2 separate regions of the Homo sapiens genome follow, and region 2 is linked to region 1. Evidence: read pairs that join two places in POLR2A ChIA-PET (ENCODE). Cell type or tissue: PC-3. All regions are shown on one strand.

Region 1 (2,500 bases):
CTCTACTAAAAATACAAAAAATCAGCTGGGCGTGGTGGCAGGTGCCTGTTATCCCAGCTACTCAAGAGGCTGAGGCAGGAGAATCGCTTGAACCTGGGAGGCGGATGTTGCAGTGAGCTGAGATCCCGCCATTGCACTCCAGCCTGGGCAACAAGAGTGAAACTCCATCTCAAAAAAATAAATAAATAAAATAAAAAAATAAAAATAAAAAGCTAAATAAATAAAAATAAAAATAAGAGCTAGTGTAAAAAAGTGTAAGTTCAGCATCCATTCTCTGTTTTTTTAGAGATAGGGTTTGGCTCTGTCGCCTAGGCTGGAGTGCAGTGACACAATCACAGCTCACTGTGGTATTGAACTGCTGGGCTCAAGTCAACCTCCAGCCTCAGTTTCCTGAATGGCTGGGACTACAGGCATGTGCCACCACATCCAGCTATTTTTTTTTTTTAATTTTTATGTTGTAGAGATGGGGTCTCATTATGTTGCCCAGGCTGGCCTGGAACTCCTAGCCTCAAGCGATCCTCCTGCCTTGGCCTTCCAAAGTGCTGGGATTACAGGCATGAGCTACCATGAGCCACTATGCCTAAGGCTGGGTGTGGTGGCTCATACCTGTAATCTCAGCACTTTGGGAGGCTGACGTGGGTGGATCACCTGAGGTCAGGAGTTCAAGACCAGCCTGACCAACATGGTGAAACCCTGTCTCTACTAAAACTACAAGAAAATTAGTCAGACGTAGGGGCAGGTGTCTGTAATCCCAGCTACTTGGGAGGCTGAGGCAGGAGAATCATTTGAACCCGGGTGGCAGAGGTTGCAGTGAGCCTGGCCTCAGCATCCGCTTTTTTTTTTTCAGACGGAATTTTGCTCTTGTTGCCCAGGCCAGAGCGCAATGGTGTGACCTCAGCTCACTGCAAACTCTGCCTCCCGGGTTCAAGCAATTCAGCATCCATTTTTAAAGCCCTTAATTCCCTTTCCTGGAGCAGCACTATCTAAATGTTGGCTTTGGGCCTCTCATTACCAAGCTCACACAAGGTCTCTGGAGACAGAGCCCCACGAGAACCTGCTCCATCTTCTTGGCTTGCAGACCTAGAATTAGGATGGGGGCTTTTCAGACAATGTAGTGCTCACAACAAAACCTATGTCTGCAGTGACCAAAAGAAAACATCCTCTTCTCTCTCTGACTCACCCCCTCTGGGCTCAGCACGTCTTGTTCTCCTCTTTGATCTCGTGCCATGTTGGCCCAGGTTGTTCCTCCGACTGTTGCTTTGCTTCCTGCCATTCTGTGCGCTCGAGTTACAAAGTTAGCCTACTCCAGAGTGGTATCTGAGCCACACCCAGATTAGACGTTTTCATGTCTGGACTACCAAAGGGGGACACAAACCTTTAAGGGGGGACACAAACCTTTAAATGATGTCCGTACAATCTCTTACCTTGGGGTTCAGTGCCGTCTTGCTTTCGTGAAGTCATTTGATACCTTATTGTGTCATCTGAACACAATTCTATCATCTGCTGTAAATGTTAAAGTAAGCCAACAGCACACAAGGTTGATAAGCTTCTGGTCACACAAGACTTTTTCATCTCTCTTTTCTCTCTTTTTCTCCTGCTAGCAGAGTCTTGATCATCTGTTTCTCTACATTTCAATGAGAGTTAGTTAGGGATGGGTGAAATTTGTACCATTAGTCCCAAGATGAAATCTTGTTAAAATCAGAGACTGGGCTGGGCGCGGTGGCTCATGCCTGTAATCCCAGCACTTTGGGAGGCCGGGGCGGGCGGATCACGAGGTCAAGAGATCGAGACCATCCTGGCTAACATGGTGAAACTCCGTCTCTACTAAAAATACAAAAAATTAGCCTGGCATGGTGGCAGGCACCTGTAGTCCCAGCTACGCAGGAGGCTGAGGCAGGAGAATGGCGTGAACCCGGAGGTGGAGGTTGCCGTGAGCTGAGATCACGCCACTGCACTCCAGCCTAGCGACAGAGCGAGACTCCGTCTCAAAAAAAAAAAAAAATAATCAGAGACTGACACGGAAGGTTGAAGTGGTGATAGATTGAAAAAGGCTGAAAGATTCAGGAGGGTGATATTATTTTTATGTGTGGACTTAAATTCCACATGATACCCTGTAATTCTCCTCAAGCTAATTCCAGTTTTGTGTCTACCAATTTCCTCTGATTAGTTCTTGTAAATCTTGATTCATGGATAGGACAGCCACAGAATTTCTTTGCAAAGTAAAGGTCCTGTCTTCCATTTTAAGTATCCTTTTAGTCTTTCATCCCCTGTGTAAAAGTTACAAGTTTGTCATGAATTCCTTAGAAATGTTGGGCCGGGCACGGTGGCTCACACCTGTTATCCCAGCACTTTGGGAGGCCGAGGCCAGCAGATCATGAGGTCAAGAGATCAAGACCATCCTGGCCAACATGGTGAAACCCCGTCTCTACTAAAAATACAAAAAAAAAAAAAATTAGCTGGGCATGCTGGCAGGTGCCTCTAGTCCAAGCTACTCAGGAGG
Region 2 (2,500 bases), 190 kb before region 1:
AACAGCAGGCTACGGGTGGTGCTTTCCTGCTCAGAACGAGCCTCATGTGGCAGCCCATAAACCAAGCCCCAGGTGACAGTTGCCCTGTGCAATCGCCATAGCAAACACTGCACCTGGCAGCACCCTGGCCCACAGCTGGTGAAACCTGGGGGACCCTCAGAGCAAAGTCGGGGTCTTAAGACAGGCTGAAATAATTTTCAAGATTAAATTTTCATTCTCTTAGACTTAAAAGAAAGTACCAGCATTGGATGATGTGGCTGAGGATATTGAGTACGTTGTAAAGGTAGATTCAAATGAAAATAATAAAAAGTCTAGAATGTCGAAAGCCAAACGGAGGACACCCACCCACAGTGCGATCGTTTGGATTAAGCGATCGGTTATTAACGTACTAGACAATCTCAGATTCACTTGTTTGTTGCTCCAGACAGTCTTAGGGTCATAATTGAATAAACCTGTGAAAAGACAAAGTTACAACAGATTTAGTTTGAAGATCTAAACTATTGCTTTATTTGCAATTCTAGGATCTGGCAACACTTCTTTCAATAAAATAGAATAGGCTGGGCATGGTGGCTCAAGCCTGTAATCCCAGCACTTTGGGAGGCCAAGGCGGGTGGATAACCTGAGGTCAGGAGTTCGAGACCAGCCTGGCCAACACGGCAAAACCTAGTCTCTACTAAAAATACAAACATTAGCTGGCGTGGTGGTGTGTGCCTGTAGTCCCAGCTACTTGGAAGGCTGAGGCAGGAGAATCGCTTGAACCCGGGAGGCGGAGGTTGCAGTGAACCGAGATCATGCCATTGCACTCCAGCCTGGGCGACAGAGCGAGACTCTGTGTCAAAAAAATTAATAAAATAAATAAGTGCTCAAATGAACCAAACAGAGGAAGTTGGTTTTAAAGACAGAAAAGGGCTGAAGAAAGCAGAAACAAAGAACAAAAAATCAGATTGGTCAGCTGGGTGTGGCGGTGTGCACCTGTGGTCTCAGCGACTCAGGAAGCTGAGGCAGGAGGATCACTTGAGCCCCAGAGTTCAAGGCTGCAGTGAGCCGTAATTGCACCACTGCACTCCAGCCTGGGCAGAAGAGCAAGACCCTGTCTCAAAAAAAGAAAAAAAGTGAATTGGTCATTTCAAAGTTACTTTCCTTGTATGGTGGGAACAGGGAAACAGAAAAATAGCCAGCTGGTGAGTTTCAGGTTTCTTCAGGCGACATTTGATTCATTATCAGGCCCACTGAAGCTGCCAGTTTGGGAAATTTGGTGTCATTCTCTCGTGATTTCTTAGAAGGCCAGATAGCAACTCAGTTTCTGTTGGGTGACTTGGAACTTTAGTGTGAGTGACTCCATGTTGGTTTTTAGTCAGGTATGTCATGATCTAGTGCAGGAGCTTAGTCTAGAGCAATGGCCTCTAATAATTTTTACTTAACAAACCACAAGGCCGGGTGCAGTGGCTCACGCCTATAATCCCAGCACGTTGGGAGGCCGAGGCAGGTGGATCACCTGAGGTCAGGAGTTCGAGACCAGCCTGGCCAACAAAATGAAACCCCGTCTCTACTAAAAATACAAAAATTAGCCGGGTGTGGTGGTGTGCACCTGTACTCCCAGCAACTCAGGAGGCTGAGACAGGAGAATCGCTTGAACCCAGGAGGCAGAGGTTGCAGTGAGCTGACATCGCACCATTGCACTCCAGCCTGGGCGATGGAGCAAGAGTCTGCCAAAAAAAACCACAAAAAACAACAACAACAACAACAAAAACCACAGAGGCCAGTCGGGGGCTTCTTCAGAATGCGCTGACACCAGATGGCCGTGGTTGTCATGAAGTGGCCGGACAAACCCAAGAGGCGGCCAACAGGGGAGTCTTGGAAGGTCCTCAAGTAATCGCTTGACAGGTTCTTCTTGCCCCAGTGCGCAGAGGAAACCAATTCACTGAGACATTGTTACTGCAGTAAAGAAAGAGTTTAATTAACACAAGGCCAGCCAAGTGGAAGCGCAGGAGTTTATCACTACTCTCATCAGCCTCCCTGAGAACTCAGAGGCTAGTACTCGCTGTGTCGCCCAGACTGCAGTGCAGTGGTACAATCTCAGCTCACTGCAACCTCCGCCTCCCAGGTTCAAGCAATTCTCCTGCCTCGGCCTCTTGCATAGCTGGGATTACAGGCGCGTACCACCACGCCCAGCTAATTTTTGTATTTTTAGTAGAAACGGGGTTTCACCATGTTGGTCAGGCTGGTCTCGAACTCATGACCTCGTGATCTACCCGCCTTGGCCTCCAAAAGTGCTGGGATTACAGGTGTGAGCCACTGTGCCTGGCCTGTTTTTAAATTTTTTTTTTTTTTGAGATAGGTTTTACTCTGTTGCCCAGGTTGAAGTACAATGGTACAACCATGGCTCACTGCAGACTTGACCTCCCAGGCTCAAGAAATCCTCCTGTCTCAGCCTCTTGAGTATAGCTGAGACTACAGGTGCATGCCACCACGCCCAGTTTTTTGGTTTTTTTTTTTTTTT

Evidence for each region. ChIA-PET counts read pairs that join two places held together with the same protein. Peaks named below come from ENCODE experiments on the same cell type or tissue, not always from the same donor. Only the 100,000 strongest peaks of a DNase experiment are listed, where the experiment ranks them.
Region 2: POLR2A ChIA-PET joins it to region 1 with 5 read pairs; 2 of 35 experiments call an interaction of 5 or more read pairs at or near these places.

The regions. Positions count from the first base shown.
Region 1 is chr7:156,902,429-156,904,928 of GRCh38, reverse strand. It overlaps LOC102723795 (a long non-coding RNA gene), which reads right to left. Exons shown (of 4, transcript XR_928253.3): 3 at 1,425-1,624. Among named protein-coding and RNA genes, the nearest start is that of LMBR1, 10 kb to the right of the region's middle. In PC-3, no CTCF peak of the experiment used is centred here; a DNase peak (open chromatin) is centred at 1,218; H3K4me3 peaks cover 709 bases; H3K27ac peaks cover 390 bases.
Region 2 is chr7:157,093,831-157,096,330 of GRCh38, reverse strand. No RefSeq gene overlaps it. Among named protein-coding and RNA genes, the nearest start is that of UBE3C, 44 kb to the left of the region's middle. In PC-3, no CTCF peak of the experiment used is centred here; no DNase peak of the experiment used is centred here.